Regions from separate parts of the Homo sapiens genome. Here region 2 is linked to region 1. A link is a loop called in an ENCODE intact Hi-C map of the cell type or tissue named here. Cell type or tissue: B cell. All regions are shown on one strand.

Region 1 (8,000 bases):
AGCTCCATCCTGCATCTTCAATAATTCCAGCTCTTTTGTCTCCAGCCCCAAAACAAAACCTTTGATTTTGTGTTTCATTTCACTGTGTTTTAAACATCTAAGGACAGTTGGCCGAGTGCGGTGGCTCACGCCTATAATCCCAGCATTTTGGGAGGCCAAGACAGGTGGATTAGCTGAGGTCAGGAGTTCGAGACCAGCCTGACCAACACGGAGAAACCCCGTTTCTACTAAAAAATACAAAATTAGCCGGGCGTGGTGGCACAATCCCATAATCCCAGCTACTTGAGAGGCTGAGGCAGGAGAATCACTTGAACGTGGGAGGTGGAGGTTGCAGTGAGCTGAGATAGCGCCATTGCACTCCAGCCTGGGTGACAAGAGTGAAACTCCATCTCAAAAAAAAAAAAAAAAGGACAGTTATAAGTTATACGTGCATAGTTTAAAAAGTCAATTCAAGGCCTCTGGGTGGAGCAGAGCACAGACTGGTTCTCTCTTCCCAGAGCTTCCTCACCAAGAGCAGGGCTGGAAAGCCCCAGAGAAGGTGAAGGAGACGTATTCAGGGGGAAGCAGGAGCTGCTGTAAACAGCCACCTGATTTGCTAAGAGATTCAAGTGCTTTACAATGGGACTGGAAAGTCCATGGTGTTCCTATAGCCTCCTTGTCAGGGGCAACGACAGGGCCAGGAGCAGACCCTGAGCTGACCAGACTGAAGAGAGTGGGTTGGAAATGAAGGTCCCACCAGACTGACCTGCTGCACCTCTCTGCTCTCGCCCCTGGGTGTCCCAGGGCACACAGAAGACCCTTGATGTGCAAATATTTGATGCTAATGATCCCAGCAGCAACGTGTTATTGCGAATATCCTGATGTGTTTATAGGCCAAATAATAAGGTGGCAGGGGCTGCCCACTCTCTCTCTGTAACAGACTGTATGTATGTATGTATGTATGTATGTATGTATGTATGTATGTATGTATTTATTGAGACAGAGTCTTGCTCTGTCACCCAGGCTGGAGTGCCATGGTGCGATCTCGGCTCATTGCAAGCTCCGCCTCCTGGGTTCACGCCATTCTTCTGCCTCAGCCTCCCGAGTAGCTGGGACTACAGGTGCCCGCCTCCACGCCCGGGTAATTTTTTGTATGTTTAGTAGAGATGGGTTTTCACTGTGTTAGCCAGGATGGTCTGGATCTCCTGACCTCGTGAACTGCCCGCCTCGGCCTCCCAAAGTGCTGGGATTACCGGCGTGAGCCACTGCGCCCAACCTATTTATTTTGAGACGGAGTCTTGCTCAGCCACCCAGACTGGAGTGCAGTGGCATGATCTCGGCTTCCTGCAACTGCTGTCTCCTGGGTTCAAGCGATTCTCCTGCCTCAGCCTTCCAAGTAGCTGGGATTACAGGCACCTGCCATCATGCCTGGCTAATTTTTGTATTTTAGTAGAGGTGGGGTTTCACCATGTTGGCCAGGCTGGTCTTGAACTCCTGACCTCAGGTGATCTGCCCGCCTTGGCCTCCCAAAGTGCTAGGATTACAGGCATGAGCCACTGCACCCAGCCTAGACTTTATTTTTTGAACTATTTTGTGCTGACAGAAAAAATCAAGCAGGAAGTAGAGAGAGTTCTCCATACACTCCTTAGCCTCTATTATTATCTTGCATTTGTGTGGTATACATTTTCAAATCAATGAGCCCATATTGATACATTATTACTAACTAATGTCCAAAGTTTACATTAGGGCTTCCCCTTGGTGTTACACAGTCTATGGGTTTAGACAAATGTATCATGGCATGTAGCCATCATTGTAGTATCACACAGGATAGTTTCACTGCCCGAGAAATCCCCTCTGCTCCACTAGTCATCCCTTCCCCACCCCACCTTACCCCAAAACCACAGATTTTTTTTTAACTGTCTCTATTGTTTTGCCTTTTCCAGTGTCATAGAGTGGAATTACATAATATGTAGCCTTTCAGATTGGCTTCTTTCACTTAGTAATATGCATGTAAGTTTCTTCCATGTCTTCTCAGAGCTCAATAGCTCATTTCGTCTTAGCCCTGAATAACATGCCGTTGTCTGGGTGTTCCATAGTTTGTTTATCCATTCGCCTGCTTAAAGACATCTTGATTGTCTCCAGGTTTTGGTAATTATGAATAAAGCTGCTATAAACATCTGTGTGCAGTTTTTTGTGTAGTTGTAAGTTTTTAACTCATTTGAGTAAATACCAAGGAGCATGATTGCTGGATCTTATGGCAAGACTGTATTTAGCTTTGCAAGAAATGATCACACTGTGCTCCGAAGTGGCTGCACCACGTTGCATTCCCATCAGCAATGAATGAGAGTTTCTGTGGCTCCCATCCTCACCAGCATGTTCTCAGGGTTCTTGGTTTCTCAGTATGTTTGACATTCTCAGTGTTTTGAATTTGAGCTGTTCTAATAAGTGTGCAGTTGTATCTCACTGTTGACTTAATTCATAATTTCTGAATGACATTTGATGTTAAGCCTCTTTACCTATGCTTACTTGCCATCTGTATATCTTTTTTGGTGAAGTATCTGTTCAGATCTTTTGCTCATTTTCTAATTAGGCCATCTCTTTTCTTATGGTTGAGTATAAGAGTTCTTGGCATATTTTGGACATCAGTCATCAGACATGTGTTTTGCAAATATTTTCTCCTGGCCTGTGGCTTGTCTTGTTCTCACAGGCTGCTATGCATTTGGATGTTTAGGAGGACCAGTGAGGACAACACCGGTGTCTCCCACGGTGTGCTTGTGTGTGTGCAGAGGAATATACTCACTGGAAAGCAGACTGAGATGTGAGGCCACATCTAGGCAATGGGAGAGAGTTTGGAATGGAGGAACATTTGTTTTGGGTGGAAATATGTCAGCTTTCATTGCTTTAGCTCCATCCTTCTATTCATCCAACCAATATTTATGAGGTGCCTGCTATGTACCCAGTATGATTCTAGGTATCAGGAAAGCAAAGATCAGTGAGAAGAGTCCCTACCTTCAAAACACTCACAGGCCAGTTTGGGAGGTGGTCATTTCAATGCAGTGTGAAAATGCCCCAATCTCCAGTGTGGGCAACATAGGGAGACCCTGTCTCTACAAAAGTTAGAAGAAAAAAAAAAAAAAAACAGAGGCATAGTGGCCTGTGTCTGTAGTCCCAGTGACTCAAGGGAATGAGGTTGGAGGATTGTTTGAGCCCAGGAATTCAAGGCTGCAGTAAGCTATGATCATGCCACTGCACTCCAGCCTGGGTAACAGAGCGAGACTCCAACTCAAAAACAAGCACCCCAGTGGAGGGAAGGGTGGGGTGTGGAGGGGACGGGGAAGGTTGTTGGGTAAGGGGCAATAACAGGAGAAGGGAGAAGGAGAATCAGTATGAAGATCTCACCTACTCCATGGTCTCCACTAGGGAGCGTTCCGTCTCCTGCTGAGCCATTTGCACAGGTGCCCAGGAGAATCCCATTACTAGAGGGCAAAGGGCAGGGGGCCCCCCCACACCATGCTCTCACTGTTGCAGCCACAGCTTCCTCTTTGTCACTTTCACAGGCTACCTTCATCCCCAAACAGGAACTGCTGCAAGGCCCGCAGCAGCCATGGGTGAGTGGCTCTGGAGATGGGGTAAGTGGCCTACGCACCCCAGAGGAACAGCTGGCAGCCTAGTCTTCGGGCAGCAGCTCCACTCAGCCCTGGGGAATGACAGATACAGGTGTGTTCCCTCAGGTGCATATGTGCATGTGCTTGTGTGCAACTTCCTCCTCTGCTCTCATTCCTGCAAGGTGCATTCTCAGAAGGCTGTTACTCCACAGTCACTACGGTTGTGAAGCGGAACCAGACAACTTCCCATTTTCGAGGTTCTACAATTGGCAATATGGGAAAATCTTACCCCATTACCACCCAACTCGATTCTTTCAATGCAAGCTTGTCTAACCCATAGCCTGCAGGCCACATGTGACCCAGGATGACTTTGGATGTGGCCCAGTGCAAATTCGTAAACTTTCTTAAAATATTATAAGATTGTTTTGCAATACATCAGTATCGTTAGCGTTAGTGTATTTTATATGTGGCCCAAGACAATTCTTCTTCTGATGTGGCCGAGGGAAGCCAAAAGATTGGATACTCCTGCGTAAGGGGGAAATGCATGTTTATAGTCATATATATATATTTTTTTTTTCTAATTTTTTTTTTGCACCCAGTGCAGTGGCACAATCATAGCTTGCTGCAGACTCAAACTCCTGGGCTCAAGTCATTCTCCCACCTCAGCCTCTGATTAAACCATCCTCTTACCTCAGCCTCCTTAGTAGCTAGGACTACAGGTGTAAGCCACCACGCCTTGCTAATTTTTAGATTTTTTGTAGAGACAGGGTCTCACTATGTTGCCCAGGCTATTCTCAAATTCCTGGGCTCAAATGATCCTCCCACCTCAACCTCCCAAAGTGCTGGGATTACAGGCATGAGCCACCACGTCCAGCTGCTTATAGTAAAATATCCTAATGACTATAGACAATAATGTAAGATGAAAAGTCAAAGTCCTCATTAATCTGACCATGATCACTGTTATCCTCCCTGGAGAGAGTCACTGTTAAGAATTTCTTGGATCGTCTTCCAGGCCTTCCCTAAGTGCAAATACACATAAGTCTTTGTTTGTATAAAAATAGGCCATAAAATATACACAGTTCTGTGACTTCCTTACTCACTTACGTCTGTATCTTGAACATATTTCCAGGTCACTATAGAGAATCCAATCTCTCTTTTGTTTGCAATCAATCTCTCTTCTCTTTTTTAAGACAACCAGTTATGCCAGTGAAGTGCCCTAAACTAGAGATAGCTGGGGCGCTGTCAGCCACCTTAACAGTGAGAAGAAGCAACAGGATGAAGTGGAAACAGCGTCACACAGATGGAGCCTCGAATCCCAGCATGCTAGCCATGTGTCATCTTCATAGTCTTCCTAACGTCTGTGGCCTCAGATGCCACATCAGTAAATGGCACACCATATGTGATTTAGGCTAAGGGCCTGAGTGTAATAGTTGCTTAGGAATTATAGCCCTTCTTAAATAAATGGAGAAACAGTCCATGTTCATGGATTGGAAGCCTCAATGTTATTAAGATGGCAAATCTCCCCAGAGTGACCTGTAGATGCAACACAATCCCTATCAAAATCCCAGCAGGCTTTTCACTCCTTTTTAATAAGGACACCGGTCATATTGTATTAAGGTCCATCCTAATGACCTCATCTTAACTCAGCTACATCTGCAAACACCTTAATCCAAATATGACATTCTGAGGTACTGGGATTAGGGCTTCAAAATATCTTTTTGGGGGAACACAAGTCAACCCATAACAGATAATTAACACAAATACATGGAAAACTATCCCATATTCATGGATTGGAAGTACTAATAGTATTTAAATGTCCATATTACCCAGAGGTCTAGAGATTCAATGCAATCCCTATCAAAATACCCATAATGTTCTTCACAGAAGTGGGAGTAAACAATCTTAAAATTCATGTGGAAATGCAAAAGACCCTGGATAGCCAAAGCAATCGAGTAAAAGGAACAAAGCTGGAGGTCTCACCACAACACATGGTTAAGGAGTTAAAATGGGACATTTGAAACTTTATATTACTACAGAGTTTAATGCAAGATTCATGCAGATTTTTAAAAGATAAACCACGACACGTCACAGGAATATCTAGCTTTTGATATGTCCCCATGCCTTCCACAGGTACCCTCCTACAGCTCCCCTCCACTGTCCCCTCCCTAAGGGGGTACAATTCAGCTCTTTTGCCCTAAAGAGCATTTGGATGGAAAGTTTGAGATGTCCTAACAGTTGAGTGCTACTATAATGTTTATTTCATGGGGGATGAGGAGGTGGGGAAGGAGGGGTGGAAACAGGCGGGAAGGAGGGGTGGAAACAGGCTGGGAGGAGGGGCCAGAGGGTACCTACAAAAGCTATATATTATCCTTTATTTTGCTTGACCAAAGCAACCAACAAAATGTAACTCCAGGTTTCTAAGAGCTAATTTTAGAATACTTATTAAGATTCCTCCCCATTCCCTCAGCACCCTATCAAATACTAAGACTGGCACTATATTAATACAGGTGACATCAAAGGACTATAATCCATCTATCTTTTTGACCCTTGGCCCATTTGCCTTATTCAGAACAGCAAAGTTGTGGTTATCGGATGCCACCAAGTGCATCTGATGCTATGTCCCCAAAAGCTCCTCTACAATTGTGTCCATTGGCACCACTGGTCTTGTTGGTAATCACAGTGGGAAAAGCCCCTGATGAGCTGGATGTCACTTTATTGCTAACAACCTCTTTCTCCCTCAAATTCTTGTTTACCCTCAAAAGTGACTCTCTACATTGGCGTTGACTTTGGGAAAATGCCCTGAGCTGTAGGTACTCTTAAGAGTTGTGCACTTTTCAGAATGTACATTATCCTTCAAGAGATTGTTTATTTAAAAAATGTATTTATAAATGAGATTAGACTGTAATATCACTGACGACTAAACAGTGGTCATTATTTTAGAGTGTTGCAGTCAGCGCTAACCTTTTTTTTTTGTGCATCGATTTTTCCAGTGTTCTGAGATCTTGTTACTGGTGGCGAATCCATACAGGTCTGCAGCAACCTCAATTCTTGCCTCTTCAGAACACAGAATTCAACCAAGGGACCTAAGGCAGAAGGAGAGACCAAGGCAAGTTTAGAGCTGGAGTGAAAATTTCTTGAAAAGTTTTAGGATAGGAGTGAAAGGAAGTTAAGTACACTTGGGAGAGGGCCAAGAGGGCGGCTTGAGAGACCAAGTGCATTGTTTGACCTTTGACTTGGGGTTTAATACTTCAGCATGCTTCCAGGGGCTTGCGGTCCTTCTCCTCTGATTCTTCCCTTGGGTGGGCTGTCCGCATGCGCGGTGGCCTGCCAGCGCTCAGGAGGGGCCTCAAGTGCAGTGCGTTTACCAAAATTGTGCACAAGCTCACTTGAGGCGCTCTTTCCTTACCAGTCGAGTGTTACTAGAGGAAGGTCGTATACCAGTTAAACTCCACCAGTTTGCCTCTTAGTGTGCGTGCTTAGCCTACTCGCCCACCTCCTGAGATCTTATCGGGAAGCTGCTCATCACCAGTTTCAGGTATTTTCTGTCTATTGGGAGACAACATTTCCCAGGCACTTGCTACAACCAATTATTATTCTAGACAGTTAACAACTGCCTGACCATCACTAGATGGTCGCCTGACATTCCTGGTGTGTGCAGGGGGCCCTCTCCTGCCCTGCTTGTGTCTGACTAGCTACCTACTGTAACAATCTCATGAAATAACTTTTGTCAAACAACTGGAACAATTTATCGTAGATGGAAATACCTATTACTGTCTACAGCTTGTCAGGGATGGGTGCATGTGTTTGAAACTCAGAGAGGATGTTTTACCTCAGGAGATTACCTAATGATGTATAAACCCTTTTACTCACATGGCCTAGTGATATGATTTCATAGTCTAAGATTTTCAATGAGTTAAAAAAGCTGATGCATTTTATTTTGTCTTCCATGAATCCTTGCTTCTCTAGCATATAGATTTTTTTTTTTTTTAGCTCATGTAAGAACAGGGGTCGGGTGCAGTGGCTCATGCCTGTAATCCGAGCACTTTGGGAGGCCGAGATGGGCGGATCACCTGAGGTCAGGAGTTCGAAACCGGCCTGGCCAACATGGTGAAACCCCGTCTCTACTAAAAATATAAAAATTAGCCAGGCGTGGTGGTGCACGCCTGTAATCCCAGCTATCCGGGAGGCCGAGGCAGGAGAATTGCTTGAACTTGGAAGGCAGAGGTTGCAGTGAGCAGAGATCATGCCACTGTACTCCAGCCTATGCAAGAGAGTGAGGAAAAAAAAAAAAAAAAGAATTGGGGCTGGACACAGTAGCTCTGTCTTGGAAAAAAGCTCTGTCTTGGGAAAAAAAAAAAAAAAGAAGAAGAATTGGGGCTGGACACAGTAGCTCATGCCTGTAATCCCTGTACTTTG
Region 2 (8,000 bases), 110 kb before region 1:
TATCACCTTGTAACCACTTTCCCTTCAAGAGACTATCTCTGGCATCTTACCTACCTTTTCTTCGAATTTTAGGAACTCTGTACTCCAATTCTCTATATTCCGGCTTTGTTCCATATTCCTCTTCCTGCTTATTAGTCTGCCAGCTATCATTTACAAAACAACCACTTTGTATCAGACACTAAGAACATAAAGTAATTCCAGTCTCTGCCCTCAAGAAGATTACATTACGGTGGCAAAGGCAAATCAATATATAGGGTACTATGTACTGCTAAGGGGCACTTAACCCAATTTGAGTGGCCAGGGAAGCTTCATGAAGAATAAATTGAAGTTGTACAGGTAAAGGGAGAAAAGAAGGGAAGAAAAGCATTAGAGATGGAAACAGCAGCTCAAGTTGTCACTGAAGAAATTACAGTAAGTTTGGTATCACAACTACAAAATGAGAAACAGGAAAAGTGAGGATGGAGGGAGTGGCTGGCAAAGACCAGATGGTGAAAGGCTTTTGTACACTATGCTAAGAACCTTGGGCTTTAATCTATTGGCTAGTGAGTCTTATCAGAATCACCTATAGAGTTTGTCTAGGCCCCATGATCAGAGAACCTAATCTGCTAAACCCACAGCAAGACCTAAACATCGGTATTTTTAACAAGCTTCATAGGTGATTCTAATGAACAGTCAGGGCTGAGACTCACTGCTACAGGTGACAGGAAGCCCATGAATTATTTTGAACATGTGAGTGGCATGGTCAATCTTGAACACATAGGTCATTCTAGTGGCAATGTGGAAGACACATTTTATGGAGAAAACTCTAGCTGCATGAAAACCAATTTGGAGACTGGCGTCATACTCCAAGCAAATGGTAAGGATATTTTTTTCTAAAGCAACAGTAGAATAATATAATTTTATTAAATATCCAAGAATTAAAATGAGCACAATTTTGGTGATTAATTGGATGGAGAAGTGAGTGGTAAGGGAGGGATCAGGACAACTCTCTGAATACTGGCTTGGTTAACTGGATAAATGGTACTGTCACCTGCGAAGAACACACAAGAAGAACTGAGGCACGTGTGCAGAGTCTGCTGTCAGGGCAAAACCACTCCACACCAGGTGAGCTGAGTCCTCTGTCTATTAGGCCAGTGACTAACTTCTTTACAGTGACTACTGAGACTAAATCCACCATGCCTTTCATTCCAATTTCAGCAATGCTCAAAATGTATACCTTCTCAACAACTATCCTTAACTCCATCTCATGGTTTCCAATACCAGACCGAATAAGGAAATAGCAAGTATAGACTCTCCTGAGAAGGCAGGATTAGAAAAGAAAAACAGAAAATAGAGAGGAGCTGGAGAAGGAGGCATAGGTTAAGGAATTTTTTTTTTCAAGTATTTGTATTTTTTAAAGAATTGGAAGAACCGTATTTTTAGGCTATAAGAAATAAGAGGTGGTGCGGCGTGGCCAGCCATCTCCTATCAGCTCTGATTGTGTGTACTTCTTCCCAGCATCACTGGCACCATGTTGGTAGCTTAAAATCATCATGGTGAGAGTATTTCCATCATGGAAATGGGCAAATGCTACACATTAGGGTCTTTTTTGTTTCTTTCTCCAGGAGAGCCACTTTACTAGCATACCACTGCAGCCAGCACAAGGGAAGATACTGAAGACAGGGGCAAGAGAACGAATGAATGAAGGACAAAATTCATGGAGAAAATAAGTGTGGATTGGATCAAGGGTATAGGTGAAGAGGTTAGGCTGGGGCGGGGAAGCAGGAGGGGACACATCATCCTCTGAGGCTGAGGGAAAGGAGGTAAGGAGAATTGCAGATATAGAAAACAGGTGGAAGGCCAGAAACTGAGGGAGCTCAAGAATGACTGGCTCAATTTTTTCATTCAAGTAATAGGCAAAGTTGTCTGCTTAAAGAAGAGAGTCTAGAGATTGGGGGCTAAAGGCTAAGTAATTTAGAATAATTATTGGAAGAATAGTCAAATGGGGGAAAGTAGTGATGACAGACAAAATAATTTACTGGTTGGCTACTAGCTTAGCAGAGGTGGAAAACCATGAATTTCTGGTGGTATGGATTTTTTCAGCTATTTCAGATTCACCAGCAGGATTCAGCTGCTTGGGTCTAATAATAGACAGTGCAGACTGTTATCACTGATCTGGAAATGGGAGTTTTGGTGGGTGGAGGCAGCAGAAGCATAAGTGAAGGGGACCCAAGGGTATGGGTGGAAGAACAGTCCTTATGGCCAAAAATGAGACACAGACTGGGTAGGAAAAAGAAAGAGGCCAGGAAAATAAATGTTGATAGACAAGCAGAAAATCCAGGCAATCAAGGAAGTGTGGATCTCTACCAGACTGAAGAGTACACAATGTGGGAATGAAGATGTTAGAATTTTTAGATTTCTGAAACAAGCGGTCCCAGATGACAACATCCACAGTGTGGCCCTGCAAGCAGATGTCTAAAGTGAAGTGAAAGTTAAGGTCCTTGCAGTTAAGTAACCATGAAGCTAGTATTTTTGGACAACAGATCATTGTAAGTTCTTAAAATGAAAGCCCTATAATGACAGAGATTTTGTCTGTTGTATTCACTGCTAAATCTCTAGCATCTAGAACAGAACACAGCTAACAGCAGGCATTCGATTCTACTCATTTGCCGAATGAATGGCGTGGCCTCTCTCTCAGGATTTTCATTAGGTTAACTTGTCTAATTAAGCCCCTCGTAGTCAAGTTAGGTCAAAGATAGACTCAAGAGTACTGGTTCCCTGGATTATTTCCTTTACCTTCTGGAAATGAAATGGTCACTAAAGTCAGTCAACAGTGGCTCTGCTTTCATTGAATGAGACTTCCTGCAGACATCTGGATAGTTAACTTTGATATCTTAGCTCTGTTCCAGTTCTGTGATTAATTTCCACAACTTATTATCCACCTAAAAGATTACAGAATTAAGCTATCACCCTCAGTCTTGTGGATTTTCATGCATTTATCTTCTTGACACAGAGAACTACTACACCCGCCCCTCACAGCAAGTCATGACCACATATATTCTTCACTTTTAGGGCAGCTCCTCATATAATGGCATTTTTAGATGCCTTGTCATGTCTGTGTTCTAGACAATGCTACCAAGGACATTACATGTACCACTGAAAATAAAATCTCAAGCTCAACAACAGGGCAAGAAATGGTCCCTAGGTGGCTGAGTTTCCTTTTCAATAAATATCAAATAGCCAGTGGCCACAGTGATAAGAAGGGAAAGGGGTCCATTGTGCTACAGTTCCCTTTTTCATAAATTCATTAATTCCAATATTTATTTATTAAGTAAATATTTTAATAGATATTTATTAATATGCTCCAGCTCATTCTATTTTCACTATTTATGAATCTGTTCTGAATAGTGGGATATACATACAGTAGGCATCATGACAGTAGTGAAATAGGACCCAGAAGCCGCAGATCAGGAATCTAGCAATTACTAGCTAGTCACACAGAGCTGTGTGAAGTTTGGCTGCCTCTTCCATAAACTACCCCACAGAGTTGCTATGTGGAGCCTAAGAAATTATATAACCTCAGTAAACATTGTTGACAAATTTTATAGCTCTATGTAAATGCTCAGTACTAGCTGCACACCTTATGACAGACAGTGCCATCTGAAGGAAGAAAAAGATCACTGCAAGCTTTCCTCAGATCAGTGTGAGGAAAATGATGTTCTGTTTCATAACGCTATTTCCAGGGAAGCACTGAAAAAAAAAATAGGAAGTCCCTGTATTTTCTGCTTTTTCCTTGTCTTGTGGCTTCCACAAGAAAAAAAAGAAGTAAAAGGAAAAAACAACAAAAAAGGTTATAATAATGATATTTATTCTTATAGGTTGATTAGAAAGCATACTTTTTCCTCATCAAACAGTAACACCCAAAAGACTTGTTAGTCTTTCACCAAATGCCAAAAAATCCTGGAAAATTCCCTTTTAAAGTAACACTACGTGCTTGCCTAATTTTCTCAATTCAATAGTATTAGAGAAGTTGCCATTGGAAAGACTTTTTTTCAAAAATGTTATGTGCCAAAGAGGAGACTGTGATAAATCAGGGTTATTTTAAGAATTAGGCAAAATAATGTACAGAATAATAAGTGCCCAATAAATTCTGTTAAATCAAAATCTGCCATGATTTGAAGCAGCCTTCTTGAAAATAAAGGTTAGTTTATATGGATTTAACTATTCTAAATCCCAGCTCTCCAGAGTTTAATATATATTGATAGATTGATTAGCAACTTTCTCAAAGATCTCATATAGTCTTTACAACACATCAGTAAAAATAAAAAATCTTTATGAGAAAAAAAGATAACACCATTTATATCATTTCATAAATGACATGAATAAAGGAATAAACATGAATAACTTAGAATCTTATGTTGTCATAATGGCAGAAATTTTAGATATCATATTCTCTAACCCCACATTCTACAGTTGAGAAAAACTGAGGCCTACAGGTCCAAGGTCACAGAAATGATTAGTCACTGGACTCTACTATCCCAGTTGTCTTGGAGTTACATATGTTTTGGGGGGTAATTAACTAAAACTGAAATAAGCAAGTTTAGAAGATACATAGCCTTTCTTCTTCTGTCGATTAGAAATTAGACAACAGGCAAAGGCGTTTCCCTAACACTAAATACTACCTCTAAATGGTATCCAGAACCTTTACTCAAGTCCACTGGATTGTAATACATACACCTGGAAACAAGATTTTTAAACCTCTCTCTACAAACTTTTTAGACTACAACACAGAACTATATGTCTGAAATGCAGGACACTGGTGGGGGGAAGGGGACCAAAGAGGGGGAGGGGGAAACTGCACTTGTTCAGATTAATATAATTCTCTTTAAAGAATAAGCCAGTTAAAACATATCAGTTGAACTGTACAATATTTAAGCAAGAAAATATCTGTTAATCTAAGCTTTACTGTGTAACTTTTTAGTCAATACTAGATGTGTTAAGCAATAACCATCAGAATGATTCCTAACTAAAGAGAGGAGCTCCTGGGATCATGGCGAAGGGAGGCAGGACTAGATTGCAGCTCTGGACAGAGCAGCATGTGGTGGCTTGCATTGTGAATTTGAGCTCCAGATCCACTGCAAGAACAAACCAGCAATCCCGAGAGGACCCACAGACCCTCTGAAGGAAGCGGATTGCTCCTGCAGGCCCCAGGAGACCCCCAAATACTGTGAGTGCCCCAACTGTGCAAGTGGGAAAGGGAGACCCTCCTCTCCTGAACACACACCCCCACTGGAGAAGCTGAAGGTCTGTTTGCTGGAGAAGTTTCTGACCTTACCTGAGCTGAATCAAGTTAGAGAGCCAAGCCTAGTGAATTACAGGGGTAGAGAATGCAGCAGAAAGGCCCTGGGAGCTCCCTGGGTCCTTAAGTAGCCCATTCCTGCCTGGCACCACAAGGATCCATTGGGAGGGTGGCTAGAGGAGCAGGGGGTAAAACCCCACAGGGAAAGGAATTCTCTAGCCTAACTTTCTAACAATTTGAACGCGGTGAGAAGCCTGCTGGCCAGAACTCCGGGGAGGGTGCAAATCCAGCTCGCAGACTTCACAGGTGGAAGGAAGAACTAAAGCCCTTTTCTTTCGTAGCTGAGAGGTGGATAGCCTCGGGGAAGTTTTCAAGCCCATCTAGCCCTCAGCCTGGAAACAGACTCCCGGCAGTTAGGGGGGACACGGTGGGAGTGAGAGTGGCCCTTCTGTTTGCGTGGGAGCTGGGTGAGGGCTCCGACTGCTGGCTTTCCCCCACTTCCCTGACAACCTTCATGACTCAGCAGAGGCAGCCATAATCCTCCTAAGTACACAACTCCAGTAAACTGGGAATCTCACCCCCAATTCCCCACAGCAGCCCCAGCACGACCCAACCAAGGAGCTGCTGAGCTCATACACACCTAGCCCCACCCCCACCTGATGGTCCTTCCCTATCCACCCTGGTAGCAAAAGACAAAGGGCATTTAATCTTGGGAGTTCTAGGGCCCTGCCCACCGCATATCTTTCTCTGTACTACTACAGCTGATGCTTTCTGGAAAGCGCCACCTCCTGGCAGGAGGCCAACCAGCACAAAAATAGAGCATTAAAACATGGCCAACCAGTACAAAAATAGAGCATTAAACCACCAAAGCTAAGGACCCTCACGGAGTCCACTGCACCCTCCACCACCTGCACCAGAAAAGGCGCTGGTATCCATGGCTGAGAGACCCATAGATGGTTCACATCACAGGACTCTGTGTAGACAACCCCCAGTACCGGCCTGGAGCCAGGGAGACTCGCTGGGTGGCTAGACCCAGAAGAGAGACAACAATCACTGCAGTTCGGCTCACAGGAAGCCACATCCATAGGAAAAGGAGGAGTATACTACATCAAGGGAACACCCCGTGGGACAAAAGAATCTGAACAACAGTCTTCAGCCCTAGACCTTCCCTCTGACAGAGCCTACCCAAATGAGAAGGAACCAGAAAACCAACCCTGGTAATATGACAAAACAAGGCTCTTCAACACCCCCCCAAAATTTCTCTAGTTCACCAGCAATAGATCCAAACCAAGAAGAAATCCCTGATTTACCTGACAAAGAATTCAGGAGGTTAGATATTAAGCTAATCAGGGAGGGACCAGAGAAAGGTGAAGCCCAGTGCAAGGAAATCCAAAAAATGATATAAGAAGTGAAGGGAGAAATATTCAAAGAAATAGATAGCATAAAGAAAAAAAACAATAAAAAATTCAGGAAACTTTGGACACACTTTTAGAAATGCAAAATGCTCTGGAAAGTCTCAGCGATAGAACTAAACAAGTAGAAGAAAGAAATTCAGAGCTCGAAGACAAGGTCTTCGAATTAACCCAATCCAACAAAGACAAAGAAAAAAGAATACGAAAATATGAACAAAGCCTCCAAGAAGTCTGGGATTATGTTAAATGACCACACCTAAGAATAATCAGTGTTCCTGAGGAAGAAGAGAATTCTAAAAGCTTGGAAAACATATCTGGGTGGATAATTGAGGAAAACTTCCCTGGCCTTGCTAGAGACGTAGACATCCAAATACAGAAGCATAAAGATCACCTGGGAAATTCATCTCAAAAAGATCTTCGCGTAGGCACATTGTCATGAGGTTATCCAAAGTTAAGATGAAGGAAAGAATTTTAAGAGCTGTGAAACAGTAGTACCAGGTAGCCTATAAAAGAAAACCTATCAGATTAACAGCAGATTTCTCAGCAGAAACCCTATAAGCTAGAAGGGATTGGGGCCCTAACTTCAGACTCCTCAAACAAAACAATTATCAGCCAAGAATTTTGTATCCAGCAAAATTAAGCATCATATATGAAGGAAAGATACAGTCTTTTTCAGACAAACACATGCTGAGAGAATTCGCCATCACCAAGCCACCACTAGAAGAACTGCTAAAAGGAGCTCCAAGTCTTGAAACAAATCCTGGAAACACATCAAAACAGAACCTCTTCAAAGCATAAATCACACAGGGCCTATAGAACAAAAATGCAAGTTAAAAAGCAAAAACAAAACAACAACAAACAAAAGTACAGAGGCAACAAGGAGCATGATGAATGGAACCATACCGCACATTTCAATGCTAAAATTGAATGTAAATGGCCTAAATGCTCCACTTAAAAGATACAGAACCACAGAATGGATAAGAATTCACCAATCAACTATCTATTGCCTTCAGGATACTCACCTAACACATAAGCACTCACATACGGTAAAGGGGTGGGAAAAGGCATTTCATGCAAATGGACACCAAAAGCCAGCAAGGTATTCTTACATCAGACAAAACAAACTTTAAAGCAACAGCAGTTAAAAGAGACAAAGAGGGACATTATATAATGGTAAAAGGCCTTGTCCAACAGGAAGATATCACAATCCTAAACATATATGCACTTAACACTGGAGCTCCCAAATTTATAAAACAATTACTAATAGACCTAAGAAATGAGACAGCAACACAATAATAGTGGGGGACTTC

Evidence for each region. Peaks named below come from ENCODE experiments on the same cell type or tissue, not always from the same donor. Only the 100,000 strongest peaks of a DNase experiment are listed, where the experiment ranks them.
Region 2: it touches region 1 in a loop (2.3-fold over the local background); 4 of 110 quality-filtered maps call a loop at or near these places.

The regions. Positions count from the first base shown.
Region 1 is chr1:235,951,337-235,959,336 of GRCh38, forward strand. It overlaps LINC02768 (long intergenic non-protein coding RNA 2768), which reads right to left. Exons shown (of 3, transcript NR_183724.1): 2 at 6,546-6,667. It overlaps LOC105373215 (a long non-coding RNA gene), which reads left to right. Exons shown (of 5, transcript XR_002958490.2): 4 at 3,537-3,696; 5 at 6,575-7,606. Among named protein-coding and RNA genes, the nearest start is that of LINC02768, 17 kb to the right of the region's middle. In B cell, no CTCF peak of the experiment used is centred here; DNase peaks (open chromatin) are centred at 3,625 and 4,758; H3K4me3 peaks cover 881 bases; H3K27ac peaks cover 5,217 bases.
Region 2 is chr1:235,839,949-235,847,948 of GRCh38, forward strand. The region is part of intron 1 of LYST (lysosomal trafficking regulator); the gene reads right to left. Among named protein-coding and RNA genes, the nearest start is that of MIR1537, 9.1 kb to the right of the region's middle. RefSeq lists an enhancer at 2,154-2,353. In B cell, CTCF peaks have their summits at 3,674 (motif pointing left) and 3,874; DNase peaks (open chromatin) are centred at 2,463 and 3,583; H3K4me3 peaks cover 1,221 bases; H3K27ac peaks cover 6,113 bases.